Linked DNA regions of Mus musculus: region 2 is linked to region 1. A link is a loop called in an ENCODE intact Hi-C map of the cell type or tissue named here. Cell type or tissue: left cerebral cortex. All regions are shown on one strand. Links, peaks and the distances in the headings refer to the core of each region. The heading gives the core; the rest is flanking DNA.

The links. Hi-C counts contacts between places; a loop is a spot of excess contacts. Peaks named below come from ENCODE experiments on the same cell type or tissue, not always from the same donor. Only the 100,000 strongest peaks of a DNase experiment are listed, where the experiment ranks them.
Region 2: a loop joins it to region 1, with 5 times the contacts of the local background. A loop is called at or near these places in 18 of 42 quality-filtered maps.

Annotation. Positions count from the first base shown.
Region 1 is chr17:36,907,612-36,923,517 of GRCm38, forward strand. Trim31 (tripartite motif-containing 31) reads left to right here. Exons shown (of 8, transcript NM_146077.2): 7 at 169-210; 8 at 1,580-2,606. The coding sequence ends at 2,106. Among named protein-coding and RNA genes, the nearest start is that of 1700031A10Rik, 8.2 kb to the right of the region's middle. In left cerebral cortex, for the core only: CTCF peaks have their summits at 6,692 (motif pointing left) and 7,599 (motif pointing right); DNase peaks (open chromatin) are centred at 6,680 and 7,630.
Region 2 is chr17:36,985,454-37,001,359 of GRCm38, forward strand. H2-M5 (histocompatibility 2, M region locus 5) reads right to left here and starts at 4,080. Exons shown (of 6, transcript NM_001115075.2): 1 at 3,976-4,080; 2 at 3,482-3,751; 3 at 3,052-3,327; 4 at 2,202-2,477; 5 at 1,963-2,070; 6 at 1,402-1,565. The coding sequence starts at 4,051. The coding sequence ends at 1,525. It also overlaps a transcript of Zfp57 not described here. In left cerebral cortex, for the core only: a CTCF peak has its summit at 11,751 (motif pointing left); DNase peaks (open chromatin) are centred at 10,129 and 11,741; H3K27ac peaks cover 420 bases.

The DNA.
Region 1 (15,906 bases), core at 4,680-9,679:
CTATGGTGCCAGCTGAGGAGCTGTGACCGCGATGAAGGCATCTGAAGTGATTCAGTTATGAGGGTAGCTAGGGTAAAAGCCAGGCTCAGCTGTCAATCCTCCATATGGCTTTTAATTTGTAACTTCTTGTTATCAACCTAAAATTTGCTTTCTATCTCCAATTTCTAGGGAGCCTGTTACAGAAGAATAATTCAGTGTTGCCCACCTCAGGTAGGATTCCTTCCTAGCACATTGGTCTTCCTGAGGGGGAAGCAAGGGACCTCCAGGTCTGCAGGTCAAAATGTTCTGTCCATTACACAGCTCTGATAGAGCAGGGGAAAGGTAGAGACCAGACCCCAAGAAGAGGTACTTCCCTGCATGAATGACTGCTCTCAGCTCCCCTGAGAGATGCAGGGATAAGAAGAGAACAGAGAGAATAATAAAAGGCTCACCACAGGAGAGAGGGGGTGAGGGAAGAGGACTGTGTAACTGTGCAGACTTCAGGTCCTAGAAATAGATAGACATAGAGTGAGGGCAAGCTTCTCACACACCTCTTCTGCTTCCTAAACTCCACCTTCCCCTAATGTGGTCCCCCTACTTGGTCCATGTCCCTCCCACTGTCTCAGGGGCTCAGCAGTGCCTGTTGTCCTACTGACCTCTCTTTTCTCCTTTCCTGTCCCCCAAATGTCAGTGAATCAATAAAACTGAGCCCATCTAATGCCCCATTCCATCCCCTTTCGCATTGAGACATCCTTTGTAAGGCAACAGCTCCTTCAACATAATTCTGGAACAAGCCAGAGCCCCTCATGCTAGGTTCCTGGAGGAGGAGCTGGCTGTGAGCCTGAGCTCTGGCCAGCCTCTAGTTGCCCCTGAGTCAGCACATTCCTTACAGAGGAGAGCTGGGGAGAGGTATAGGCTGCTCTCCTCTGGATGCTGCCCATTTTATTTTCTTGGCTATTTGTGTGTGTGTGTGTGTGTGTGTGTGTGTGTGTGTGTGTGTGTGTGTATTTGCACACAAAGAAGGTAAGAGCCACAGAGTGGAGATCAGAAGTCTCTCAATGTGTGTATACATTTATTTCAGTGTGTATGTGTGTGTGCATTTCCCTCAATGCATATATACATATATACAGATATATATACACACACACATATACACACACACATATACACACACATATATATACACACATATATATTGCATATATATATAGTGTGTGTGTATGTGTTTCTCTTAGTGTGTGTGTATAGTGTGTGTAGACTTCTCTCAGTGTGTGTAGTGTGTGTGTGTAGACTTCTCTCAGTGTGTGTGTGTATTCATTTTTCTCAGAGTATGTGTGTGTTTGTGTATGCACTCCTCTCAGTGTGGTGTGTGTATGTGTCTGTGTATGCATTTCTCTCAATGCATGTATATGTGTAGAGTGTGTGTGTGTGTGTGTGTGTGCATTTGTTTGTGTATGCACTTCTGTGTGTGTGTGTAGTCCTGGAGACTAAATTTGGGATTTGAAAGAGAAATTTTTCCTTCCATGAGAAACTCAAAAGCAGGGGACTGGACAACTTGACTTGAGGCTATACCTCTTTCCTCTTCTTTATCTTCCCACAGTCCCTGTGACCCTGGACAAGTCCTCAGCTGACCCAGACCTCACCTTTTCTCAGGATCTAAAGAAAGTGACCTTGTATATTGTAGCTGGAAAAGCTTCCAATAGGCAGGCAAAACCTCGACCATTCTACCCTTTCCACTGTGTGAGGGGTTCCCCAGGCCTCTCCTCAGGCCGCCAGGTGTGGGAGGCAGAAATCCGGGGGCCCTCAGGTGGGGCATGCATTGTGGGCGTGGTTACAGAGTTGGCGCGAGGGGCCCAGAGTCAAACCGTGAGCGCGCAGAGCTACATATGGGCACTGCGGATCTCGCCCTCTGGATGCCAGCCATTCACCAATTGTAAAGCCCAGGAGTACCTCCAGGTCTGTCTTAAGAAAGTGGGTGTCTATGTGAATCATGACTGTGGAGAGGTCGTCTTCTATGATGCCATCACTAGCAAACACATCTATACTTTCCAAACTTCCTTTGACGGGAAGGTCTTCCCCCTTTTCGGGCTCCAAGTTGCCTGCAGCCATATCACCCTGAGCCCTTAGGGCTGCTCGCTTGTGTGTTCCTCAGTCTCTTCCCACCTATCACTCAGGACGGGATGAGACAAATGGTAGAAGTGAAGTGTGGCCCTACTCTGACACTCTACATGCCACACAATCACCTGATGTTTCCTCTCCCTGTCTCCCCCAAGTAGAGAAGACAGTGGAATACCCCCCAAAGACTATACACGAGGTTTTTCAGTGCTGCACTTGGTAGCAGGACCTCAGAAAAGCTTCTGGCTGCACCCTGCTGACACAGGGGTGCAAGGCGCTGTCCAACACATTGGCTGCTGCTTTCTCTACTGTATTACCTGAAACTCTTGTGACTCATCCTTTCCTGAGATCTGAGAACCAGAGGTTGTACAGAGTCGGCCAGTTCTGTGCCAATGCCCCGTTTGTAGATTTGGACAATCTACAATCAAGAATAAAACCTTTTGACATTTCAAAGCAACTTTGTCATCCTCAACAGCTCTGTCTTCTAATTAAAAGCAAAATTGTAAACCACCCTCCATGTTGATTTAAATTTCTAATTTTGGGTTAGGTATATCTATATTCTTAGCCTCATCTGTCCCTCCAGCCTAAGGCTGGTTACCACTGGAATAGGTTAAATGATTGTCAAGGGAACCACACATATAGCATACTACGTTTTACAATAAAATTTTTAATGTATTTTACATTTCTGTAGTGGGGGAGTGTTGCAGGATTTTCCCTGTCCAATTACATTAGTGCAGGCAAGGCATGTGATTGGACAGGGAAAAGGGAGGCAGAGCGAGTAGTTGCAGAGACAGAGAGGTCTCAGGAGAACGGAGAAGGAGAATGGAAGCTGATGTGGTGTTATCAAAAGGTCAGAATAATTGGGTTAAAGCTTTATTATTATCAATAGGCTCTGAAATTATTTATTGGCATTTTATAAATTGTGATTCCATTCATACATAAATCTAATTGGTTAACTATAAAAAATGGTTAATTAAGCTTTAAGAGTCTGATTTTACTGGGTTACTGGGTTTTGTATTATCAAACCTAGAGGGTGGTGGATCTATTTGGTTACTGGAGTGTGGGACTGCCAGTTACAAAGGATTATAGTGGAGAGAGAACTAGAGGCTCACTGGACAAGCAAGCCAGTTACTTCAGGGGCTAGCTCCAGAGAGTTGGCAGTGGCGGCGGCAGGAGCACGGGAGCATGGTCCAACCCCTCGGGGAGTTGGCAGGTTCCATTTTTAATATTTCCCGCAACATTGTCAGTTACAAGAGTTGACTTGGTCATGATGTCTGTTCATAGCAATGAAATCCTAGCTAATACACAGAGCTACACAGCGAGACTCTGACTCAAAATGGAGAGGCAGGTATACATTCTGTAAATTTCTCATTGGCAGGTATGTTATCATTATATCCTTTGTGTTATGTACAAACCAAATGTTCCTCTACAACCATAACCTACGCTGTTAACATTGTATTTTCTGCTCTGGCTGCATTTTCTGATTTGTTTAAATACAACAACCTAAGAATGTTTTCTTTCTTACAGTGTTGTAGGCCTCAAGTTGAGAGTAACTGTTCAGGTGTCAGACTGGGTCAAAATAGTTGCTTTCAGCTACTTGGAAGCTGCCTGCCAGTTTTCCAGACAATTGTCTCTTTTGACTGCTGTTCTTTAAATATCTTAAAGGCATTTTCTTGGGATCATAAACAGTCATCCTGGAACTCACTCTGTAAATAAGGCTGGCCTTGAATCAAGAGATCTACCTGCCTCTGCCTCCCAAGTGTTGGGATTAAAGGCATACTCCATCACTACCTGGCTGATTCTGACTATTCTTTATTATTATTTTTTAATATTTATTTATTTATTCTATGTAAGTACACTGTAGCTGTTTTCAGACACACCAGAAGAGTGCATCAGATCCCATTACAGATGGTTGTGAGCCACCATGTGGTTGCTGGGATTTGAACTCAGGACCTTCGGAAGAGCAGTCAGTGCTCTTAACCGCTGAGCCATCTCGCCAGCCCTATTATTTTTATTGAAAATTGTTTTTATCACTGTGAGTCTTCTTACCCACTTTGAAGACAACTGAAATGAAAGCTGTATTTTTTTTCTATAACTACATGCTGTAAATATATGTGTAGAAATGATCTGCCATATTGGATACTGTTTTTCTCCAAGATACTATTTATTTAATATGTTGAATATGTGTTATTTCCAGAGTAGACAGAGTTATGTAGTCATTATTTCTAACATAAGAAAAGCACAAAGTGAATATATGATATCTCTATTTCTTAATTAGATCTCTTAAGTAGAGTTAGCTCTCCTGGAACCCACAAAGTAGATCAGGCTTGACCTCAAATTCCCAGAGTCACTCCTCCCTCTGCCTCCAGAGTTCCCTGACTAAAGGCATCCACAAGGCAAACAAATGATTGAGGTCTTCAGGGTAAGAGACACTTCATCACTGCTCCCAGGAAGCAAAATCTTCAGGCCACTAGAGCTCCCTGCCACGCTGAAACTGGAATTTGGAACAGGACAAAGTCCTGGTGACATGGTGGCCAGGCAATCATCTGAAAAGGGGGCAGGAGGAGCTGGACTGGGCTGAGCTTATTCTGAGCTCCAGCTGCTCTGTCAGTGGAGCATGGGTGCTATTCGGCTCCTCCACCCACCTCAGAATTGTAAGGAAATCCACACTGTCTGAGAACTCAAAGCACAAGCCTGTAAATTATGTTTTACCCTTTCCAGGTATTAAAAGACACTCCTGAGTAGAAATAATAAAAATAAATCTAATGCAAAGATGATATGCACTGTAACACTAGCCAACACCTTCCCAGCATCTGGGGGCAGGTGACTGGGGAGTCGTTGGTTTTCATCGTCGTTTTGGTATGTCCAAGAGGTTGGATGTAAGGGCAGATTTTAAGTTGAGAAGCCTTCTGGAAATAAGCATACTGTATTAAATGTTCCAATATAGCCCAAGTTTCATGGAAATTAGTATGTAGCTAAAGATGACTGTAGGGGCAGCTCTGATGCTAAGGTCCTGTTCCCCAATTGGTCTATCATTAAAGAGAGTCACGGGACAATTGCTAGGCAGAAGGTACAGGCGGGACTTCCAGGAGGTCCCTGGAGGAAAAGGGAGACCCAAGAAAGGAGAAACAGTTTCACACTGCTTCTGATGGAGAAGGGTTGAAGAGCCATGTGAGATCTCAAAGATGAGTGGCCACATACATAAGCTTCTCCTACAGGTGGTGGTCAGGGTCGTTTAAGCAGGGAATAGATATGACTACCCACTAAAATTTAGGACAGGCGGGGAAGGTACAGAACTAAGAGTAATGATAAGAGCATGTTTTCCAGGTGGGAGAGAGTAGTGTCCCCGACAATTGTGCCAAGAAGGCAAGTTGAAAATAAACAACTGTGTGTATGTACGTCTTTTACCCATGGATTCAAGGGAAGCTGGGTAGCCACAGCCCATTCCTGAAGGATAACATGGCATAAAACTACACAAAACAGATGACCCTGAACTTCAGATCCTCCTGCCTCTGCCTGTGAACTCCTGGAACTACAGGCTTGTGACATAAGTCCAGTTTTATACAGAGCTGGGGCTCAAACTGAGGTGTTCACTAATGATGAGCAAGAGTTCTACCAACTGAGCTGTTTTCAGACTTGTTTTATTTTTTTAAATTATTTTACTTTATGTACATGAGTGTGTTGCTTGTTATATGTATGTGCACACACCATGTACATACCTATAGATGGTTGTGGGCCACATATGGAAACTGGAAACTAGTCCATAATCCTCTATAAGAACAGCAAATATTCCTAGCCACTGAAATATTCTTCTGTGTGTGTGCACGCGCGGACACACATACACACACATGCACGCACACACTCGAGTTTAGTGGCTTCTCTGACACTTGCATAAAATCAGGGATTAAATCTTTAATCTGTGTTTTAATCAGAAAGCCAGCAATCTTGAAAGATTTTGACTTAGCATCCTAAAGATCTCATCTTAGAAAGGACAAACAAAGCCAGTCATCCATTTTATATTTAGTCTTGACCCTCTAGTCAGGTGGTCTCTCTTGCCTCTGAGATTTGGGGTGTTGGTGCTTTCCTCCTTATGGTCTCCTCTCTTGTGGCAAGAAGACAGAGGAGTGCTCAAACACTAAGACTCCGAGTCTTCCATTCCTCCTGAGACAGTCCCAACAAGGCAGGCTCAGCTACCTCCAATATGCCAATCAGAGGGACAGTCACAACTTAAAGCACCGGAAAGAGGAACAAGGAACACAGTCACTTCACAGTCCATCCTCGGGGTCCTGACTTGAGCTTTAAGTTTAAATAGAGAACAAGTGGTATTCACAGCTAAACCCATCTCTGGGCGAAACTTTCTCTGCTCTGTGCTGCCAGGTGGTTTGATGAACTGTCAGAACCAAGTGAAATCTCTTCCAGGGAAGCAAGAACCAGGGCTTTGGCCTCTCCTCAGCTTGGGATTCCTGAGGGAATTTTAATTCTCTAAGGTCTCTTAAGAGGTCTTTGAGGCCAATAGACTGATGACCAAAGTGAGAGGCACAAGTGTTTTTAGTATACCTCCATTCTGCTAGAGCAGTCACAGTGCTGCCACCTGGTGGTAACACCATAGTGCTATTTTCTATGGAGCTGAGCATCCCACACCCAATATCAAAACCCCACAACTGGCTTTCAATGTAGAGATTGCTATCAGCTGTTCATAGTGACACCCTCCCCCCCCCCCGTAACTTCAGGTAGGAGAGGGACATCTCTCCGGTTGTAGGATGTTTAGACACCACCAGAACTTATGAATGTAAGTCTGGTTATCAAGTTTGCTTTTTTTTTTTTAAACTGCTGAGCCATCTGCACCCCCTCCATTTTTTGTTTGTTTGTTTGTTTGTTTATTCCTAACAGGGTCTCAGTATGTAGCCCTACCTGGACTTCATTATGTATACCAAGATGCTCTTGAACTCAGAGAAATACACCTGCCTCTGCCTCCCTAGTGCTGGAATTAAGGTGTGAGCCACCATACCCCTTCCTCCTTTTTGAGATAGGCTTTCTTTTAACCCAGGCTGGACTTTCAAGTTCCTGAAGGAAAGAGTAAGATATGTATAAATTTAACCCTAGCCTATCCTGTAAACCTGATCATGGGCTCTGCCACCTCTTCCTAACACGGCCCCCCAACCCCAACCATCACCATCCTAGCAAAGCATTGCAGCCAAGATGGAAATGAAACAACAAATGAGGAGCTAAAATGAGCCCACATTTCTAAACCTTAGCAAAGCCAGGAGCACTGCTGCTCAAGCCTTTGTAAGGGACAGATGGAGCCCTGTGTAACTTCGATGAACTGTTTGTCATTCAATGTCTGGACCCTTAACACAGGGAGGGGCAGGGCAGAGGAATATCTGAATATTTCTCTGTGTATTCCACCCCCGTCCCCTCATCCTTAGGTTTGAGAAACTCTGTTTTAGAAAATTAGACCAAGCCTCCATTCATGTTTATGACCAGAGATGAGAGGCGATGCACCCATCTTGAGCCACTGCCACTAGGGGGAGCTGTCGTCTACTCGAAGAACAGTGAGTGGTAAAGTCACGGGTTAATTTTAAGGTGGCAGGGTGGGTAGATCACGGTGGTCCACATCTAGAATCCCAGCACTTCGGTGGTCCCGACAGAAGGACAAGAGTCCAAAGTCATCATTAGCTATGCATCAGGTTCAGTCCATATTGGCCTGACAAGGACCCGATCTCAGGAAACAAAACTTTAAGACTGGGGGAGGGGCAATACTTCCATGGGATTTGGGTTGTGACTTGAAACAAACAAACAAACAAAAAGAAAACACCCAAAGAACAACAACAACAACGATGACAGAAAACAAACTGCCCTCTCACATGCCCAGCTACAACACAGAAAGGGAGAATACTAACAACTTGGGGTGGAGGGCTGGGGTTGTTGAAGATCCATCCAGCCTGCCTCTATCTTAGGCATAAAGACATTTTATGGTAAAGAAAACTAGGTTCATTCCTGTTTTTGATTAAACCTTGGCTTCTCAAGGATGGGGCCATGTCTCACCTGTAACCTTAACTGAAAATGGCTTTGTACTGCCTGTTCTAGGACGCCAATCCTGTGTTTGTTTTAAAAAGTTATTTATAACAATCTTGCAACCATACCTTTGTTCCAGAAAGTTATGTAACCACCTATGACTACCTTGTTATGTCTGACTGTTGTCAAGACTACCTTGCTGTGCCCACCCTAAAATCATGTCTTTGTTTTGGGAGGAGAGGGGAAATAACTTGTGTTGGTGTTCTGCTCCTATAATCCAACCTACTGGAAATACCCTATCTCTGAGCCTTGTCTTCCTCATATCCACTACTGAGCACTAAAAACCCTGCCTAAAGGGCAGGCAGCCCATGTACACGAACAAAACAGCTTGCTTTAATTAATTCCTTGCTTTAATTAACTCGGCTATGATAATTTGGGTAGTGGTCTTTCTCCTCCCCATCTTTGGGATTAACACTGTCCCTTTTCTTTATATTCCTACAGTCCCTATTAGCCCTGGATGTAGCCTCTGCCCTTCCAGACTTTATCTTTTCTCACAACCTAAAGACTCCAGTCGGTCAGGGGGATTCAGGGAAATGTTTAGACTCCGGGTTCTTGCTCTTGCCCCACCTGCTGGGGTTTCCTGGTAGCTCCTTTGGTCACAGGGTTTGGGAGTCGGAGCTCTGGTGGTCTTAGGGAAGAAGAGTAAGCAGGACCTACGTGGTAGGCGTGGTCTCAGATGTAGCCATCTGAAAGTGAAGCCTATGAAAGGCTTCTGGGCTCAGGTCTCTGGCTCCAAATGACAGCCACTCACAGACAGCTATCCCTGGGAAAATCTACCAGTCAGTCATAGAAAAGTTGACACCTAAGTAGCTCATGACTGCGGGAAGGTTCATGATGCCACCATGAACAAATACACCTTTCACTCGTCTTTAATAAGGCCATTTCCTCCTTTTTCCAGTATCCAGTACCCAGATCACCCTGAGTCCACAGAGTTGGTTCCTTGCCACACCCTCCATCCTTTCCTTATGATGGGATGTGCTGCCGGTGGTGAAGTTTGGTCCTAGGATTGACCTAACAAAGGTCTGATGTTTTTTCTCTTCACTTGAGGCCAAAAGAAAACTATACCTGAATGCCCCAAAGGCTGAACACCAAGTTTGTCTCTGTCTCCATCTTCGTTGTCTTCTTTTCTTTTCTTTTCTTTTCTTTTCTTTTCTTTTTTTTCTTTGTTTCCTTTTTTAAGACAGAGTGTGTCTCTATTAAATAATTTTGGCTGTCCTGGTACTGGATATGTAGACCAGACTGGCCTTGAAGTCAAAGGTATTTCACCTGCCTCTGCCTCCTGAGGCCTGGGCTTGCACCACTATGTCTATTGCTTCTTTTAAAAAACATTAAAAACAAACAAACCTAAGAGTCAGAGGCTAAGGCAGCACTTCTCAACCTGCGAGTTGAAACCCCTTTGGAAGTCAAATGTCAGATATCCTGAGTATCAGATATTTCTATTATGATTCATAACAGTAGCAAAATTAGAGTTATTAAGAAGCAATGAAATAATTTTATGCTTGGGGTCACCACAACATGAGGAACTGTATTAATGGGACACAGCATTAGGAAAGTTGAGAAACACTACAAGTAGTTGTGGCTGTCCTGGAGCTTGCTATGTAGGCCAGGATGGCCTCAAATTTACAGAGATTCCCCCTGCCTCTGCCTTCCAAGATCTCAGGTTAAAGTCATGCACCAGGACACCCAACTCTAAACACAGGTTCTCAACTCTGGTGCTTCAGAATTCTTTGGACATGACTGGAAGCAGTCAAACTTCTATAGGCTATGGGTGAAGAAGACATGAATGCCATTGGACATCTGGCTGCACCTCAGCTGTCTTTTCCCTTTCTTTTTCTGCCCTGTTTCCCAGCAGCCCCCCCCCCATGACTCTGGGTATGTGGTATTGGTCAATCTGGACCCTATCTTTTCCTGAGACCTGAAAACCTTCAAGGCTGTGTGACAACCTGGCAGATGCTAAAGCTAGTTTGCAGATGAGCAAAGGTTACAATGTAGCACCAAATAGCTCTGGGTGTGCTGACATCCTCAGGGATGTGCAACTTCTTAACATCGAAAAGTACTGTTGTCACCTACAACATTTACCCTGGAGAAACAGAAAATTGAGTTTAAAACCCCCTCTCCTCAAATCCCATAATGTGCTTAGTTAAGTTTATTATTACTGTCGTTGTTGTTGTTGAATGTCAGATTAAATACACCTAAGAGGCAACTCTAAAGATAATTTTAAAAGGAGGCACGGAAACAGACAAGCATTTTACACCTTTCACACAAGAAGAGCAATATACGTTGGCATGCTGTTTGTGTCTCTTGTAGCTTAGGTTGGCCTTGCGCTTAGTTCATGGCTAGAGTCAATCCTTCTGGATGGCTGGAATTACAGATGTGCAGAATCCAAACCCAGGGTTTTGTGCATATTACAAAATCACTCTACAACCAGAGGTACATCCCTCCCATCCTTTAAGTAGAAGCCTCTTTTGTAAGTAAAAGGATACACCAAAACCTAGTAAGTTACCTATAGGAAATACTAAACTACGCAGAAAGGATAGAAATTCATCGTTTCTCTATGTATCTTCTTTGGTGTTTTAAACTTTGATTTCTTGTAAATAGTTTTAAGTTTATATTGTATCTTATTTTTAATCATTGCATGTCTGTGTGCCAGTGTGGTTATGTGCACATGAGTGCTGGCTCCTAGCAAACACCAGGAACATTGAATCCCATGGAGTTGGAGTTACAGGTGATCCTGAGACCCCAACTAAAATGATGGGAAATGAACCCAGATCTTCTGGAAAAGCAGTATGCACTCTTAACTGCCGAGCCATCTTTCCAGCCCTGATTTAATGTAAACATTTTACATAATTTTATTAAAATAATTAAATAAGACAAGAAGGGGGCTGCCTCATGGGTAGACACACGAGACAAAATTAGCCTATCTGGGTGATTGGCCACTTTCATACCAGAGGGAAGTTATTTTAAAATTACTTTAGCTAGTTCTTTGAGAATCTGCATTCCCAGCTACATATATAGATTGAGAAGGGAATATAACTAAACCTACATGTTCAAGACTGGTCTTGCAGCAAAGTGAGACTCCATCTCATAGCAACAACAAAAACACCAAATAACGAAAAAGTCACTTAAAAAGGTAGAGACCTGATGCTATATCCTCAATGGGATATGAATAAAAGCAATTGCAATTTTTAACTTTTCAATCACAATAGTAATGTTAGTATGGTTCTTTTAAAAAACTATTATTGTGTGTATATGTGTAAGCCATGGCACAGGTGTAGAGGTCAGAGGAGCAGGGATTGAACTCAGATTATTAAATTGATGGCAGGTGTCTTTACCTGCTGTACCACCTTGCTGGCTCTTAGAACTGTTCTTACAGATCATTATGCCTGATGCACATACATATGGTAGGACAAAACAAATGATGATTTTTTTAATGTGTGTATGAGTTTCTCCATGAATGTATGTGCATTGCAAGGTACCTTCGGAGACCAGAAGAGGATGTCAGCTCTCCTGTGACTGCTGGGAATGGAACCAGGATCCTTTTCAAGAGCACCAAGTGTCTTTAACTGCTGAACCATGTCTTTAAGCCACATAAGGAGTTTTTACTGTCACTAAGAACCAGGATTCTCCAGGCCATGGTGGCACACGCCTTTAATCCCAGCACTTGAGAAGCAGAGGCAGGTGAATCTCTGAGTTTGAGGCCACTCTGGTCTATAGAACTAGTCCCAGGACAGCCAGGGCTACAGAGAGAAGCCCTGTTTCGACAAAACAAAACAACAACAAAAATTAAGCAAAACAAAACCCAGGATTCTCAAGCTAAAAGATTAGAGATTTTTTCCTAACAAATATTACATGAAAGAAGAGAAATTATGCATAATAATAACCCTAAACTTAAATAGGAAAATCAACATAAACATATACTACATTTTCCCCTTGAAAATAGAAAATTATTTCTATTATGCGATCCATTTTGGAGAAGATCCCATGTGTTGTTGAGGAAAATATCTGTCTATGTGTATGGAGAAGCTTTGAAATTTTCCATAATGGAAATTCATGCACATGTGCATATGTGCATGTACATACACACACACACACACTCAGTTTCCCAGAGCCAATATTTGAAATTGAACCTGAGCCAGAACCCAGACATCTTTTCAGAGATGCTGGTACAATTTTGGCTATCAGCAAAGTTTGATTTTCATGTGTAATATCTTGGACTAATTGGTTCATTTTTAAATGCAAAACCTACCTGCCTACCCTTCTCATATTAGAACCCAATGACTCTCCCAAAACTGTGTGCTTTCTCCCCTGAAATCTCACAGTCACCTCAAAAGCCTGCATTATTTCTAGCTTGCCATGTGGATCTGGGAACTAAATTTAAAACTGCCCTGATTTCTAGGTGACACCGCCCCCCCCCCCCCCAACATGGCATGATTCTACCACTGACCTTTAACCACCTGCAAATCAAGGTGGCTGGGGAGGGACTCCAAAAGCACAGGATGCAATGCCTCCTTCTGCATAGATTCCCTTAGGCTGGCTCTAAGGGGCGGGCTAATGGCAGGCAGGTTAGGTCGGTGGCTGGGCTGTACGGGGTGTGGCTGGCGGACCTCACGCAGCTGCCAGGCGCGTGTCTGTGCCGAGGCCCTCTCTGTATCCGCCCACGGATTCCAGGAGATTCAGTCAGCCCAGGCCGGGCTCCTCTGTCCAGTTCCCCAAGTTACCCGCAAGGCGTGGCGATTACATAAGTGGCCCTGACTTGCCAGTTGAAGGGACAACCTTGGGTTGGGGATATGTAGGCGCAGACAGGCAAACAACTCTTCCAGCACCACCCCCTGGACTGTCTGAAAGTCCAGGCAAATCATCAGGGCTGCAGTGGTGAATTTCAGCCTCCTTGCTGGTAACAGGAACTTGGTCTGCCAGTACCCTGAGCTCTCCGTCTTTACCCATTTTGATCAAGCTCAGGTAGTCAAGATGGTGGCCTTTAACCACTAAGCCATCTTGATAGCCTGGTTGTTTTCAAGGTAGGGTCTCTAGACCAGGCTAACCTTCAACCCCCTGAGTAGCTGAGGAAGATTTTGAAGTTTCAACTTTCCTGTCTTGATCTCTTGGGTGCTGGGATGTCAGGCCTGCAACCCATACCCTGCTGGGGAGTCTGCTCGAGACTTTGTGCATTCTAGGCTAACACTATCCACCTAGCTACATTTCTGGCTCTGCGTTGTCTACTGTTATTATCTCCACGATCAAAATAGAAGCAGAGGCCAAAAAATCTGATTTGGTTCAGGGCTTCAGAAGTTTCTGTCCATCATGGTGGTGAAATGGAACGGCTCATATCACAGCAGGCCAGGAAGCAGAGGGAGGGCTATGTTGACTGCCTGGTTCACTTGGTCCAAGCTACCCCTTATCAGTCTTGAGCCCTACACGATAGGGAGGTGCCACTCATACTTGGCAAAGGTGAAACCCATCTCAATTCCTTGTCTTTGGCAAATGTCCTCACAGACATAGCCATGGGTCTCTCAGTAATCTCCCAGGTGACTCTAAATCCGGACCAAGTTGAGAACAGAGATGAACCATGATACCCCTCTGGTGGGGAGGAAGTCCCTCCTTCAAAGCCCTATTTCCCTGAAGAGTAATATCCCAGCCATTCATCAGGTTCTGACTGAGAATTAAAACGAGGGGTCTCCCATTCCTCTGCATGGCTCTTTGTTTATTGAACTTAGCAGTTTAGTATATGTTCTAGAGACATTATTCTATTTCTCCTCACCACTTCTGGAAGATTTAGGTATCGCTACACCCTCACATTCCATATATGGCAAGTTACCCCAGACTTGCCAGAAGCTTATATGTGAAACCCATCTTGAAACTGTCCGTCATGACACACCTCTGTGACCCAACACTCAAGGAGCTGAGCGCTGTAGAACAAAACAGCAGCCCTGTTTATCAGATCTGCTGCACCTGATATCAGGATGGGGTTTGTACGCTGTTAATATTCATTCCATCATAGAAAAAGGGATGTGAGGCTCCTTAACTTGGGGTTCACAGACTGTGCCCCATCAAACCAGGTTCAACTTCCCTTCTTCAATAAGCCAATTAAAAGAGCCAAATTAAGACCAGAAAATAGAAAAAGTAGATTTATTCACTTTGGCTATCTTGGAAAGAGAGGCAGAGATCCAGTCACCTCCTTAAGCCCATCCACCTCCAGGTTCGTTCCTGACATGGTGTTTAATCAGAAAGCAAGAGATCTGTGTAACTAAGCTACCCATTCAGAATGTGGTCCCCAGACCACTGCTGTCTCAGCTCCAAGTCTCCCAGGCAAGGTCATCTGACAAGTTGTCAGTAATTTGTAGGAGACAACTTACTCTTCTTCCCCGTGACTTCAGACTTCGTTTTCTCCAGTAAGAGATTCTTGGGGTCCATCCTTTTCGTAGTCTGAAAGCTTAAGAGTGTCTCTCTGAAGTATATCCATCCCTGTCGGATAGGCAGTTACACTCGAAGGGGAACAAGTATGGTCGAGATTAAGTAGGCAAGCTCCAAAGGAGATAGGAGTGAGAGAACAGGAGCCCTCCTGCTCTTGAGGAAGCCCAGAAGAAACTGGTATCACCATCAAGAGAAGAGAGTCAAGTGCTGGGCTCCATGAGGAACACAATGCCCAGAATTCCCACAGACATTGTAAGACCTGAAGTGACCTAGTTCCCCTGCCCAGGTCTGTTCTTGATTCCCTGTTCCCAATTCATTTTGTCAAGGGCCTCCCTGTATAACCTGTACCCTGTGGAGGTCCCCTCTTAAGGGCCTTCGTGAATGTGAAGCTGGGATCTTGATCACACCACAAAAAAGAATTTGATGATGAGCCAGCATGAAGCAGGGCTGGGATTTATTAAGAAAGAGTAATGCTTTAGATTTTAAGTGCAGCCATTAAGAGACACGCCTAGCTGTCTGAACAATGGCTGTATGCATGATTTTGTGGCTTTTGAAGTTACATTGCTCAAAGGATATAATTTTCAACCAGGTCCAAAGGTCAAGCAAAGTTTTAAAATTAAGTTTTAAAAATGATGTAATTCACTCATTTCCCTTTTACTAGTTTTTACAGGTATTTATTTACTTAGGTATGTGGCAGTTCAATTGCATACCACTGTGCTTGCACAGGGGTCAGAGGACACCTCTGAGGAGTCAGTTTCCTCCTTCCACCATGTGGATTCTGGGAATCAGACTCAGGTCATCCGGTTCCAAATGCCTATACTCCAGCAAACCGTTTCAATGATCCCCTTTACTTATTTCTCATAAGCAATTCTGTAAACGAAACCATGAGCTGCATTACGAAGTACATTGTTTATCCCAACAAGTTTTATTTTTAAGGTTTGTTTTTAATTATGTGTCTGTGTATGTCTGTGTGGGCGTGTAATCGTGAGTACAGGTACCTGCAGAGGCCAAAAAGCATCAAAATTCATGGCGCAGCTATGGGTGGTTATAAACTGCCTGATGTGGATACTGGGAACCAAACAGAAGTTCTCTGCAAGAGCAGTATGCTCTCTTCACCACCGAGCCATCTCACTCTAGCTGATTTTTTTTTTTCTTTAGTCTGGTTCTCACGTAGCTCAGGGTGCCCTGGAACTCCTGATTTTCCCTGTCCCCGACTTCCAAGTGCTGTGATTACAGTGTGTGCCAACACTTTAAGTGTTACTGCTCTGAGGGAAAAGATGGAGATGTTGTAGCTCTAGGGGGAGGGCTACCACAATGGAAATGCTG
Region 2 (15,906 bases), core at 7,199-12,198, 80 kb after region 1:
GGGGACCCACACGTTTTCTGACTTCTGAAGTCTCCTTCATGCAGGCAGTACAGATACATATACTCACACATACACATAAATAATAACTTAAAGCCCAGCAGTGGTGGCGCACGCCTTTAATCCCAGCACTCGGGAGGCAGAGGCAGGTGATTTCTGAGTTCAAGGCCAGCCTGGTCTACAGAGTGAGTTCCAGGACAGCCAGGGCTACACAGAGAAACCCTGTCTTGAAAAACCAAAGCCATAATAATAATAATAATAATAATAATAATAATTTTTAAAATGAGCTGGAGAGATGGCTCAGCAGTTAAGAACACTGACTGCTCTTCCAGAGGTCCTGAGTTCAATTCTCAGCGACCACATGGTGGCTCACAACCATCTGTAATGTGATTCAGTGACCTCTTCTGGTGTGTCTGAAGACAGCTACAGTGTACTCACATAATATATATATATATATATATATATATATATATATATATATATATATATATATTATATATAATGAAAATTGTGAAACCTCCCTTAAAACAGATAGGGAGTAATATTGAGGCCCCCTGTTCTGAGACAGGTCTAGGAAGAAGCCTGAACCATTTAGAACAAGATTTGTGGTCACTGATACCAATTATCAGAGTCACCCACAGTGAAGAACAATCTCAAATGGAAATATATTATTTTTCTTTGAGAAAGCAATAAAGGATTCCTGTCATCATCCCTGAGCTGTCATGTTGATATATACATGTCTTTGTTTTTCCTCTCTCCTATTGGGTTTAGTTTCAGGCAAAAGACTTAGGGAATAATTTTTGAAATGGAAGCCTTTGTCTATTTGCTATCTGAAAAGCCCCTAGAATTGATTTCTAATTTCTAGGAAAAGATACTAGAATTCAAATGCTTGTCATTTATTTATTAATTTTTGGTTTTTCGAGACAGGGTTTCTCTGTATAGCCCTGGCTTGTTATTATTAAACATGAAGGAATAGTATATGTGATAATGGAGGGTTGACGGTAATTTTATTATTTTATTATGGAACCAGGTTTGAGTATTTACAGGTGAAAGGAGAATGCACAAGCCTATCACCTCCATGTGCCACACAGGATACACTTCCTGCCACTGGACATGGGTCCAGTTCATGGTGGCTGGGGCAGTTCCCCTGTAGCTCCTGGATACTGGATGTACCAATGTACCCTTGCCGGACACATTCTCTACAGTTTCAGCTTTTCCTTATCACCGCGTGCTGAAGCCAAGTCCAGCATGTCATCATTCGACAAGGATTTGTGCTGTGCTCAGCTGCAGGAATGCTTTTGGGAAGATGGTGGAGGGACATGATCTCTGCTTCCTTTCTAGATTCTCAGAGGGGTACCCCCGCCCCTGAAGTGTAGAGGTCAAGAGGTGAGACAAGTGGCCAAGGGAGGGAAGTAAAATGGGAAAAGTGAGCTTTTAGAATAGATTGAGTAACTCATCCTTTTCCATCTGTGGGAATAAAAAGATGGGAGAGCGGCAGGATGGGAAATCCTAGCAGAATTCCTGGGTTCAGCCCTTCAGGAATGTTTTTAGAATTATTATCTGAAAACCTAGAGCAGAATCAGAAAATAAGAGAAGGGAAGTATTACAGAAAAGCTCCCAAGTTCCAGCCTGGAGACCTGTCCCAACTGGCATGTCATGGTTTGTCATGTCAATGTGAGATATTTGTCACTTGTTTCCAAATGTGCTTTAGAAAGAGTTAGAACACAATATCCTAGATTGGATAAGCACACATATATGTATATATCTTATACCAACTCACTGGGTGTGGTGGCACACACCTTTGATCCATCATAGAGGCAGAGGCAGGCGGATTTCTGAGTTCGAGGCCAGCCTGGTCTACAAAAGTGAGTTCCAGGACAGCCAGGGCTATAGAGAAACCCTGTCTCTAAAAAAACCAAAACCAAAACCAAACAAAAAAGACCTCAGATATAACCCATTTCCTACCTTTCCTCTTCCTCATCACTATGGCAACCACAGCTCCAGTAAACACAACTCCAAAGAGAAGCAGGCCAACAGTGATTCCCATGATGGGAATGGTGTGCTTAGAAGGGTCTGGGAAGGGAAGGGAAAGAGAGAGAAGGTGTGAGCCCTGGCCCTCAGCTCTTACCCATGACCTTCTCAGGGTCTCCAGAAGGGCTTCCACTTTCCCAAATGATCATCTCTGTGTCCACACCACTCCTTACCCCATTTTAGAACAAGGGGCTGGGTTAGCCCCTCATGTTGCACATGACATGTGTATCTCTGTTCCTCTCCAGAAGGTACCACCACAGATGCCCACTTCTGGAAGGTCCCATCCCCTGCAGGTCTGGTCTCAATGAGGTCCATGTCCTGAGTCAGGTCTTCCTCATCCCACTGCCAGGTCAGGATGATGTTAGCAGGGTAGAAGCCCAGGGCCCAGCACCTCAGGGTGACTTCACCTTCAGGTCTGGGGTGATGGGTCACATGTGCCTTGGGAGGATCTGAGGGAAAGAGTTGAACAATTCAGGAATCTTGAATTCTTCCCTGAACTGAAGCAATGTTTATGGACCATCTTGGAAATTGAATGGGTAGTTGAGGGATTTAAGCACCATACAGTATTCTAGATTCAGGCATCTGGAATAATCGACCCCTTGGGAAACCCTAGACATAGGATGACAAGATGGACTTCGGGACTCCCAAGGAAGAAAGGAGAAAGGTCTTGACTGGGTGAAGGCTGAGAGACTTAGCATCATTGGAGTCAAGACTCCAAAGAGGTTGGGTGTGGGCTGAGAACATGGCCTGAGAAAGGGCATGGCTTACAAAGGGCTGCAGACTGAAAGGGGCAGCTGTTTAGGGATCTTCTCTCTTTCCTTCCTGAGACAATCTCAACTCTCCCGAGAAAAAGTCGCAAGAGTCTCTGTCTAGTGTTTGATCGGGAAAACCAGAACTCTCTTCCTTCTTCAGATGCAAAGAAAAGAAGCAGTATTCTAGCCCAGCTCATTTTGCTCCCTTCCAGAGAGACTGTGAGCCCCAGCCCCAGAACAGATGGAGGAGATTCCCGGCAGCCTCATATACCTGTTCTTAGCAGAGTCTCCTTCCCTATCTCCAGGTATGTGCGGAGCGACTCCACACACTCGCCCTTCAAGAAGGATTGCCTTTGCTCAGAGACACCAGACTTCTCCCACCTGCGCAGCGTGATCTGCGCAGCTGTGTCGCCTGCGACCCAGGAGTGCAGGTCCGGGCTTAGGGTGAGGTAATCGCGGCCGTCGTATGCGTGCTTCTCATGCCCACGGAGGAAGAGTCCATCTGGCCCCACTTCGCAGCCATACACACACTGAAAGACGTGAGAGCCTGGCCCCGCCCCGGTCGTATTTGGACCACAACCTTGCACGAAACCGGTTCAGGGTCTCCTCAAGTCTGGCAACCTTGGGGGCCAAACCTCGGGAGCTGAGGACCCGGGAACTCAGGGTCGTCCGTCCGTAAGGGATGTGAAAGGGTTACTCACCATCCTTGCTGTGGTTGTAGATGTCCATGGCCTCCTGCAAATTCACTAGGGCAATCTTCTCAATGACCTTGACAGTCCTGGTCTGCTGTTCCCAATACTCTGGCCCCATCTGCTTCACCCACAGAGCGCGTGGCTCCATTCTCTGATTTTTCCCCTTATTGTTGTAGCACAGGAACTGTGTGTCGTCCACGAAGACGACAAAGATGAAGGAATGCTCCCTCAAACCAGGCTGGGTCATGGTGGTGGCAAAAAACTGCAAGGAATGGATGCCTGGCGACGGAAGACACAAATCCTTTTTTTTTTTTTTTTTTTTTTTCCGGGACTTGTAGAGGTGTAGGTGACAGAAGGGGAGCAGGGCGTGGGGTTCAGGATGAAGATTGGAGAAAGGAGAGGGAAGAGTGGTGAGGCTATTTCGGTTGTGCGGCTTCTTGGCTTCTCCAGTGCTGCCCTCACTCTCCTTGGCCGAGGCAGTTTCCCTCCTGACCCGCACTCACCTGCGCGAACCAGGGTCAAGGCCAAAGCTCCGGTGAGCAGCAAGGATAGGAGGGTAGAGAGCGCAGGGCTTCTCATCCTCCGTGTTTAGAAGGTCTAGAGGGACTGAGACTTTGTTCCTCTGTGGATTTTATAACACTGCGGTGTGTGGGGAGAGACCATAATGACCTAATGGCTTTCTTCAGAATTCAGATATGCAGTCAGTTCAGGCAGAAGGACCACACAACTGACACCTGACACTGATGGTAAGCTGGAGAAAGGAACTCAAAGGTTACGGAGGAATCCATACATCCCTTGAAGAGCAGACCTGAGGGTCACATCAGAGACCAGGAATTTTACCACCCTCTTCCCCCCACACCTGGTGCCAGGAGCTGTGTTTTAACATTTTGTTTCCAGGATCTATCTCTGCACGCTTTTACAAATGTGAGGACCTCAGAGGGATACGGCATGTTACATCCGCCCACATTTATCATATTTTTAAAAGATGTATTTATTTATTTTTATGTATGTGAGTACACTGTAGCTGTCTTCAGACACACCAGAAGAGGGCATCAGATCCCATTACAGATGGTTGTGAGCTACCATATGGTTGCTGGAAATTGAATATTCTATGACCCTCAAAGTCACTTAGATGCTTTCTTAGGATCCATGACCTCGTGATATTTTCATGCATTTTTTTAAATTTACTTCCCATATTTCCTGGCAGCTGGTTAACCTGTTGATATGTTAGTATGACTCCAGTCTGAGGAGCCCAATTGCAATTGGGCTTATTAACAATCATATTATCCAACAGTGATTACTTACAGGATAAAAAGGATATTTTCATTTTTTAAATGTCTTTTGTTTTCTGGTTTTTGTTTGGTGGAGACAGACTTTTATGTAGACTGTGCTGGCTTCAAACTCTGTAACAAGACTGTCTCCCCCCCCCCCCCCAAGTGTTGAGAATACATGCCTGAATCACACAAAATACTTATTCTTGCCGGGCAGTGGTGGCCCCATGACTTTAATCCCAGCACTTGGGAGGCAGAGGCAGATGGATTTCTGAGTTCGAGGCCAGCCTGGTCTACAGAGTGAGTTTCAGGACAGCCAGGGCTACACAGAGAAACCCTGTCTCGAAAAACCAAAACCAAAACCAAAACCAAAACTAAAAAATGAAAAAACTTATTCTTATTGCATCTTTTTTTTTTCTTTTGTTTTTTCGAGACAGGGTTTCTCTGTGTAGCCCTGGCTGTCCTGGAACTCACTCTGTAGACCAGGCTGGCCTCGAACTCAGAAATCCATCTGCCTCTGCCTCCCAAGTGCTGGGATTAAAGGCGTGCGCCACCACGCCCGGCTTTATTCTTATTTCATGTGTACGTGGGTGTGTGCCTGCTTGCTTGTATGTGCACTAATTGTTTGCAGGAGCCTGAGAAGGCCAGAAGGAGGAGTTAGAACCTTCTGATTCCCAGCAACCACAGGGTGGCTCATAGCCATCTATGATGAGAACTTATATCCCCTTCTAACCAATAGGCATATATGCAGGCAGAATACTGTATACATAATAAAGGTAAATAGACCACAAACTCAACTTTGTTACTGATATACTTCAGGTCCAGACAGACAGATTCCTGTTCCCTCAGCATCATGCCTTCTGGATGGTCCAATCAGCATGGAAAAAGTATCATTGGATGTATCTGTGAGGCAAAGGGCTGTCCCACAGTGTCTTTAGCAATCCCATTTTGTGGTAGTACAGTTGAAAGACTTCTCAAAATGGGATAATCTGGAGATCAGAGATAGGGATGGAGCCCTGAAGGGTTTAGGAACTCCACAAGAAGACCAACAGGGTCAACTAACCTGGACCCTTGGTGATCTCAGAGACTGAACCATCAACCAAAGTACATACACAAGCTGGACCTAAGCCCTCTCTGCTCATGTGTACCAGATGTGCAGCTTGACCTTCATGCAGGTCCTGAACAATTGGAGCAGGGTCTATCCCAAAGCTGTTTGTTGCCTGTATGTTGGGGTACGTTCTAGCTGGGCTGCCTTGTCTGCCCTCAGTGGGAGAGGAAACACCTAGCCTCGAAGAAACTTGAAGTGCTGGAGTACTCTGTGTGTGTGTGTGTGTGTGTGTGTGTGTGTTGTAATCTGTTCAGAGGAGAAGGGGAGGAGGAAGGATTGTGGGAGGGGGTGACTGGGAGCAGGACAGTGAGTAGGATGTAAAGTGAATAAGTAAAAATGAAATTAAATTTAAAATAAAAGGTATGGACAGTATTAACTTCAGTGTTTCAAAAGAAGTTAAGGTCTCTAAGAGAGGTAGCATTAGGCTACCAGTGGAAACTGGGGGTGGCAACCAGCTGCTCCTAAAGTGTAAATGACTGCTTCTTTTGGGGACTTGTTTGGACAAAATCAAAAACACTTTGAGTCGAGTGCCCTGAAGTAGCTCACGTCCTAAGTTAGAGGAGGCATTTTGCAGAGGCATTTTGGACCTCCGGGCTTCATAGCCTTGTTTATCAGGAGCTTTCTGAATGATGTCTATAAGGACACCCTGTTTTATCTGGTTAAGAAATTATCAGCATATTGTGTGAGGATGGAGCCTTGGGTAAAGGCCATGGAATCTAAAACATCCTTAAGTATTGAAGAAAATCCTGAAGGAAATTCACTTTATGCCTGAGGTATTGGACTCCAGATTAATTTTTTTCTCTCTAAATGCAAGTGCAGACAGAAATATCAAGTCAGGGTGTGAAGGAATCTAAAAGAAAAATGAGCAGAACACATCTTCCTGAGGGAATTCAGAGAATTATAGCGCTCAGGGTTTTGTTTTCTGCCAATCAAGGTATTTTATTTCTGAGTTCAATTTCCTTCTTCCCTTACTGACAAGATTGGCTTTGTAGGGTGAAGAAGCAAAACCAACGTCAGCTAAGAGAGAGAAAGTTCTTTCTCCTGCATCTTGTAAGAGGTGATGTTAGACTTGTAAAGGAGAGGGTTTGTTCCCCTTCTCAGGAAGGGCTATCAGACTGTGGTCAGCAGGAGCCCAGCCTCATTAGCCATTAGCTTGTGTGCAAGAGCTAGATGAGGCTTCCTGTCATGTGCCGCTCTGTTCTAACCTACTAAATCAAGATAACTTTCCAAAACAGCAATAAGTAGGAAGTGTGAGGTCTGCTCTGAGGACATGGAAGTAAAACCACTTCCTTAGGATCTTATATGGTAACATCAAATTTATATAACAAAATTCTCTCTAAATATACACTGGTGAGAAGTCAGAGAACAAAAAGAGCCTGCAACGCTAAGAGTGCCTGATACAACTTGGCTGTGATAGCTAGACAATTAAATAGGTTGTTTACTGACTCTAACAACAGCTCGAGGGGAATCAGAAATGTCAGTTATTCACAATTTCTTTCACCTGAGATGAGAGAAAAACTACAACTCTAGTTCTGAATCTTCTACTTTCAGCTGTAGGCTGCCACTAAGATTATCAACTCATTAGGGGATGTGGTTTTATCTTACTGAAGGGGAAGAGGAACCTCTGGAGGATCTTGATATTTAAGAGTATTTACCCTTGACATGTACTCCCAAAAGCAGTAATGCTATACTGTCTGTAAAATTCAAAGGCAAGATTTGCTTTCTTAAGAGCAATGTTTTTTTTTTTAACTAGATTTATTCACTTAATTTTATATGTGAGTGTTTTGCCTGCATGTATTTATGTGCACCATAAATGTGTTTATGCACACGGAGGTCAGAAGAAAAGTACCATATTCTCTGGAATGGGGGTTACGGGTGGTTGTGGAAAAAGTGGATGCTGGGAATTGAACTAGAAACGCTTAAGAAAATTAAGCATTCTTAACCCCTGAGCCATCTCTCCATTTTGTTCATTAAAAAAAAAAAAAATTCGGGCTGTCGAGATGGCTCAGTGGGTAAGAGCACTGACTGCTCTTCCAAAGGTCCTGAGTTCAAATCCCAGTAACCACATGGTGGCTCACAACCACCTGTAATGAGATCTGATGCCCTCTTCTGGTGCATCTGAAGTCAGCTACAGTGTACTTATGTATAATAATAAATAAATCTTTGGGTTGGAGCAAGCAGGGACTGAGTGAGTGGAGTTGACCAGAGTGAGCAGAGGTCCTAAATTCAATACCTGACAACCGCATGAAGGCTCACAACCATCTGTACAGATATAGTGCACTCATATACATAAAATAAACAAACAAACAAATAAATAAATCTTAAAATATATATATTTTCCTGCCGGGCAGTGGTAGCAAATGCTTTTAATCTCAGCACTCAGGGGACAGAAGAATCTCTTAGTTTGAGGCCAGCCTGGTCTACAGAGTGAGTTTCAGAACAGCCAGAGCTACACAGAAGACCCTTGTCTTGAAAAACAAACATACATACATACATACATACATACATACATACACCCTTTTTTCACCAAGCCAGGCATAGTGGCACATACCTTTAATCCTAACACTCAGGAGGCCTGGTTTACACAGTGAGTTTCAGGATAGCCAGTGGTACACTGTGAGACCCTATTGTAGCACTCTCCCTCTTCTTCCCCCTCCCCCTCCAAAGTTATTTTTACTTCTTGTTTTCCTATACATCATTTCTAAAGAATTGTGTGGCTACTTTCTTATGTCTCAAAGAAACCCAAGGCAAATCTCAGCCCCTGTGACTCCGCCCAGCATTTCTTGCCCTGCCCCCTACCTAAACCTCTCCAACCCAGGGCCTGGGCTTCGCTTCCCTTTCCCCAGCTTCTCTTTTCTATATAACTCAGCCATTTTAGCCACATGTGCTGGGTTATCCTTTGCCTCTTGGGCCATGGCTCCTCCTCTCTTGCCCCCTCCCCTCTCTTTTCTTCTTGTTCTGCTCCCACCCCCACCCCCTTTATGGTCCAGTTCAGTCCGTACGTACCTTTCCAGATGCATCTGGCAGAACTCTCCCTCACATCTACAGTAAAAAATCCCCGAAAACCTTCTCTTCAACCATTCCTAGCAGCAGCCATGTCCTCGTTTGCATTCATACTTCCACTCCATATTTAAAGATGAAGCAGCCCAGCCCACTATGCTTTTCAGGGCCTTTCGCTTTATACCAGAAAGTGAGTTCCTGTCCACAAAAGAAATGAAAAGAAAAAAAAAAAAGTTTGTACTCAGGTTCTTCAAGGTCTAATACAAACATGACTGAAAAACTTGTTTAAACCTTTCAACAAAAACCCTTGAGGTAAATAAACAAACCATGACTGGGATTTCTAACCCAGGTGTCACAGTTCATACTTGTAATTCTGAAACTGTGGAGGTCAAGCAAGAAGCCAAGCAAGAAGCCTTATCACAGGTTCTAGGCCAACCTCCAGCTACCCAGCAAGACTCATTTCAAAACAAGAACAACAAAAATAGCAGACAGTTGACCCAGACCCAAAGACTGGCCACAAGTGCTTCAAACGGCGGAGCTGAGCCACTCAGATGTTGATGTTGGGCACAGAACTGTAATGGTTGGTGTTTGGCTTGCTGGGTTTGGAGTAAACCACAATACAAGTATTTTCCTGCTATTTTTTTCCTTTTTTTCTATTCTCCTCCTCCTCTTCCTCCTCCTCTCCCTCCTTCTTCTCTTCCTCATCCTTCTGCCCCCCTCCCCAATGGAAATATTAACTTTATACCATTATTAGAGTATCTACTTTTTTGTTGTTGTTATTTTTAAACAGGGTTCGTAGTTAGAACTTCTGAGGAGATTTTGGATTTAGATTTCCTAATGGTACAGCTGTTACGACTGTGGATAGTGGGTCCACAGATATGGCTCAGTGTGAAGACCACCTACTGCTCTTCCAGAGGAGCCAACTACTATCTGCACTTTATATTATGAGACATACTTGAAACCTTGTGGGGATTAAGGACAGAATATGATGGATTAAAGTGACAGTTTGGGTGTAAAGTTCACATGGGATGAACTTATGATTAATCTTCTTTTTGAAAACAATTTACTTAATTTTCTTTTATGTGGGTTGGTGTGAGATCCCCCAAAACTAGAGTTAAAGACAGTTGTGAATTGTCATATGGGTGCTGGGAATTGAACCCAGGCCCTCTGGGAGGGCAGCGGGTTCTCTTTACTGCAGAGCCATCTCTCCAGCCTTATGAGTAATCTTCTTTACTGAGTTGTCTGGATTTAGAAACCACCCCCTGCTGGGCATAGCTTCAAGGGCGCTTTTTGAGAAGAGAAGACCCACCCAGAATGTGAATGGCATTATCAAACAGGCTTAATTCTCAGACTGAATGAAAATGGAAACAGGAGAAAGCCAGCTGAGCACTTTCATTCCTTTTTCTTTACTTTCCAACCCACCCAGACTCCACCTGTACCACCGCTAGCTGCTCCTGTAGCCACACCTCCCCTTCTGTGGTGAACTTTACCTTTTGACTGAGAGCCAAAATAAACTTTCCCCCAACAGGTCACTTCTTGTGATGCATCTGGTCACAGAAATGAGAAAACAAATTTTATAGCAAGTACTTGTAAGAATTATGACTATCAGAAGTCTCCATTCATTGCTGACAGAGATACAAATAGTATAGCCACACATGGGAGATACCCAGTAGTTTCTTTAAAACTAAGAAAACACTTAACTATACAATATACAATGGCCACACTTACAGGTTTTCCCCCAGGACAAATCAAGAGCATGGTGCACAACCTTGACACGGTGCAGGCATCATTTTGCCTCTCTGGACTTCTTAAATGCATGGTCCCAGTCAAACTTAAGTCAAATAACATTCATCAGTATGTGGGGCTAGTCCTCCTCAAAAGTTTCAGGGTTATCAAAATCTAGGAAAATCAGAGAAATTGTCACAGAGGAGCCCTAAGGATCAACTGAGACCGAGTGTGTGGTGCCTTGGATAACGTCCTAGGAAAAAAAAAGGACATTAGTAACAACTGAAGAGTGTAAATAAAATATGTATAAATAAGTGTGTCCATATAGTTTCATGGGTTATAAAATGTATGGTGATGTGAGATTTAGTTTTATGCATGTATATGTATGCTTGCATGAGGTCATGAGAAGCACATATGCAGTGCCCTTGGAAGTCATAAGAGGACTGTGAGCTACCATGTGAGTGTTGGAATTGGAACTGGGTCCTCTGTATGAGCAGACAATATGCTCTTGACCATGGAGCTGTCTCTCCAGCCCTGTAGGATGTTTTAAACAGAGAAACTGGTGACTCTATATATTACCTTTGCAGTTTCTCTGGGGAAAATAAAAGCATCCTAAATTTTATTTTAAGATTTATTTATGTGTGTGTTACAGAGAAGCTGAAGTTGCAGACTTGTGATCCATCTGATGTGGGTGCTGAGAACTAAATTCAGGCCCTCTGCAAGAGCGGTACGTGCTCTTAAACACTAAGCCATCTCTCCAGTCCCTTACATTCTAAAATTTAAAAGGTCATGATTAGAAAATAGTTTTCAGGGACAGGGAGTGTGGCTCAGTAATAGATTGCCTAATTAATATATTCCCTGGGTTGAATCCCCTGCTCTGTGTGCATATATACACTGTCTCTACCCCACAACTAACCAACAGAAACTGGAACAACAAAGCAATCTGTTCCATTTTCCAGTGTTGACAGCAAACAGATGGAGAGGGGAATACTCAGAGATACTACAGGATTCCTTCTAACAGCTCTAACTTTCTTCCACCTACTGCGTAGATCTGGGTGGTCAGAAACATCTCATTCCTAACCACCCTTGTCCATCCAGGTTTCAGTAGGCCACTTCCAACTGATTCCCAATCAGACACAATCTGAGAGGTCAGAGCAGCAGCGCCCTCGTGTGGCCGTGATATTGAGGCTAGAAGACCCTACAACCTCTTACAGAAACTTCCTGAGACCTGACTCAGAACTCAAAGCAGTGTCAAGTGCTAACAGAGTCTGAGTGCTTCCCAAATCTAGGCAAACACAGATGTGTCCTCTTCTTTGAGTGATGGTGGACTCTGATTCATGATACAAGTCTCCAGCTTGACTACACAGCTAGTTTGTAGCTTCCATTTGGGCTAGAACTTCCCTCCTCCTGGGAACAAGCCCAGAACTTTCCACAAATAAGATGGGGGAGGAGCCAGAGCCACCCAGGGCAAGGTCCAGGGACGACAAGGAGGTCACAGAAGTCAAAATAGGTAAATTGAGCCTGGGAGGGAGGACAAAAGGAATGCTGGGTGGAAATCGAGAAGAATGCACCACCGGAAGTTTAGCAGTGGGGACATTAATGCTTCTGGGATGGGTCCTATTGGAGACAGGGTTAAGTTCTTCTAGCTCAAGCTCTGCTTTTCACATGGATAGTGACTCATTGAAATATTAGGTTCTGAAATGTCAGGTTATGGGAGGCGGAGAGAAAAGGGAAGAGAGGGAAAGAGGTAGCGAAACATCTTAACATAAAATTTTTCATTGTATTGTATAGGTATGAGTTTATATTTTGCTTGAAAGTACACTTGCATGTCAGGTTAAAAACTATGTGTGTTAGGTTTCTCTTAAGATTGCTGGAGATTTTTTCATTTTTCCTTTTCTTTTTTTTCGAGACAGGGTTTCTCTGTATAGCCCTGGCTGTCCTGGAACTCACTCTGTAGACCAGGCTGGCCACGAACTCAGAAATCCACCTACCTCTGCCTCCGTTTTTTCGTTTTTGTTTGCTTGTTTGGAGGCGGTATGTTTTTTGGTTCTTTGGGGTTTTTTTTAGACAAGATGCCACTATGTTACCCCGCCTCAAACTTGAGCTCTTAAATCTCATAAGCTAAGTAAACACCCTGTCAGTCACTGAGCTACATCCTCAGGCTTTTTCTTTAGACGAGTGTTAACTAACGTACCCGGAGTGTCTGTGTGCAGTGTCTGACATTCAGGCTCCATTTTTCCTGTACCCTCTAGCTTCATTTTGGGACAGGATATTTAAGTGGTTTGTTCTGCATCCGTGTGACTTAGTGATGAACAAAGGTTTGTCCAGTTTCTGCTCAAGCTTTTGCACCTTTCCATGGTCATCTAGTTTCTATAATTTCTCCAAAACTTCCAAATCTAAGAACAGCTAAAAATTCTGGAGGTTAGTGATTTATGCCATTAAGGGTTTTTTGTTTGTTTTGTAATTTTAAACAGGGTCTTTCCCTGTAACCCAAGTGTGCTGCAATCCTCTCTCCTAAATTCTGAGATTACAAGTATTCTGCTTATAGGTGTGTTGATTGGGGGTGGGGAGGTGAATAGAAAGGTGCTGGTCTACAAAGTGAGTTCTAGGACAGCCAGCCCCAGGGCTATACCGAGAAACCCTGTCTCAAAACACCCCACCCCCACCCCCAAAAAAGGTGCAGATTTGCAAGTCCCACCAGGATAGTGTCTGCACCAGGATAGGGACAGACTTCCTTCATGGTCCGGTTTCTCTACATCTCATGAGTACTTACTTTAGTAGTCAGCCTGGAGTTTGGATAGAGTTTGTGTTCAGATTTTTGTTTGTTTATGATACAGGGGATGAAACCCAGGGCTTTCTGTATGTTAGCCAAACATTCTACACTGAGTACATTGCCAACTATATTCAGAATTTGGATCTCAGTCCTTCCATGCTTGCCTCCTGATCTGAATACTGTCAATACTAGAGCCACTGGGGCTGCAGTAATTTGCTTAGGGGTTGGTAAATACCTACAGGTGTTCCTTAACGTTTCTATTGTTTTGATGAAACACCATGACCAAAAAGCAAGTTGGGGAGGAAAGGGTTCATTTTCCTCACACTTCATATCACTCACTGTTCATCATCAAAGGAAGACGGGACAGGAGTCAAATCGGGCAGAAACGTGGAGGCAGGAGCTGATGCAGAGGCCATGGAGGGTGCTGCTTACTGGCTTGCTGCTCCTGGATTGCTCAGCCTGCTTTCTTGTAGAACCCAGGATCACCAGCCTACAGGTGGTACTACCCATAATAAGCTGGGCTCTACTCCCATCAATCACTAATTGAGAAAATACCATACAGGCTTGCCTATAACCTGATCTTATGGAGGTATTTTCTTTTCTTTTTATTTATTACTACTATTATACTACTATTTTTATTTATTACTACTATAGCACACTGTAGCTGCATTCAAACACACCAGAGGGCATCGGATCCCATGACAGATGGTTGTGAGCCACCATGTGGTTGCTGGGATTTGAACTCAGGACCTCTGGAAGAGCAGTCAGTGCTCTTAACCACTGAGCCATCTCTCCAGCCCCCTGGAGGTATTTTCTTCATTGAGGTTTCCTACTCTCAGATGACTTTAACTTGTACCAAGCTGATATAAAACTATCCAGCACAGACACAAAGACCAGACAGAGACTTGCAGTTCTTGCTCACCATGGTGGTCAGAGGACAACTTGGGCAAGTCAGTTCTTGCCTTCCACCATGCAAGTTCTGGGATTCAAACTCAGATGGTCAGGCCTGGTGGAAAGTGCTTTTAACCACTGCTGGGTGGTTTTTGTTCACCGTCGTGTCGTTTGTTTGATTTAATACAGGAAAACAAGAAAAAAAAACCCACAAACACTGAAAACTATACCCAGGGCAATTACCAACATCCTGCTAAAAGACAATGTCTTCAGGAAATCATCATGGCCCCTGGACTGATTTTGTTCTACGAGCATGAATCTAGCCACAAGCAGCTCCTCTCCTTCCTTCTCCTCCTTTCCTCTCCCGTCCTTTTCTCTCCATTCTCTGGCCTGATCTCTTTCCTCCTGGACAAAATATCTATTTTGTTTACAGTTTTGGATGTTTTACTCACTCATGTCATGGAGGGTGTCGTATGGGAAAGCACAGGAAATAGTGGAGCAGTAACAGGAAGCAGCCAAGGCAAGATTTAGTCTCCAGATACATCTTCCAGTGGCCTACTTCCTCCAACTAAGTCCTAGCTTCCACAGCTTTACAACCTCCCATTGGATTAGTCTATTCAAACTTTAAATCCACAAATGAATTAAACTATTCATGAGGTTGGAAACTTTATGACATAATTGTTTCTAGGAGTACCTACACACACACACACACACACACACACACACACACAGAGAGAGAGAGAGAGAGAGAGAGAGAGAGAGAGAGATGCTTTACCAATCTCTCAAGTTCATCAAGTTGATTGTTCAGACAGGGTCTCATAGTCTAAGCTAGCCTGAGACTGATTACGTAGCCCAGGATGATCCTTACTTAAAGTTTGCTATTTTCTTGTCTTAGCCCTTTAAGTGCTGGGATTAGAATTGTGTATGACTATGTCTGGCTCCCTATTCAGATCTCTCTCTATATAATGTGAACCCAAACTCTGGCAGGGAATCAATGACACACATCTAATGGTTTCCTAGTTAAGATAGAGTCTCAAGTAGCCCAGGCTAGCCTTGAACTCACTCACTATGTGGCTGAGAACTTTGATCCCCCCTTCATCCATCTTTCAAGTGCTAGGATGACAGGCATGTACTACCACACATGAGAGATGTTCTCTTTAGTAGTTGATAATTTTTTCTACATTCTTTAAATCAAGTTTTCACCTAGCGTAGAGGTGCTGAAACTGAAGAGGCGAGGCGACAAACCCAGTGCTATGCGGACGAGTGTAGTTAACTAAAGATTTATAGACAGAAGCATTTCTTAGACATCAGCGAAGCACGGGAAGAAGGATGCTGAGCTAGATAAAGGTGGAGTGCAGTGGGCTAGAATGTGCCTGGGCTTTCTCAAGAGGTTCTTAGCACATCAAACATCAGCTGGAAACAGCCTAGTGGCCAGCATAAAATGTTGAACCAACCTTTGTAAGGGTTTCATTTGTCCTATAGTGTTTGACTGTGTGCTGGGGCTACCTGCTGGCCAACATGGTGTTTCCACCTCAAGAATTAAGGACCAGAAGCCAGTATACACTCAATCACTGAGTCGAGGGGGTCTTGAATTCAAGGTCAGCATGGCTCCATAGTGAGTTCCTAGGAAGAGCTGTCTCTAAGAAAGTAAGTAAATAATAAATAA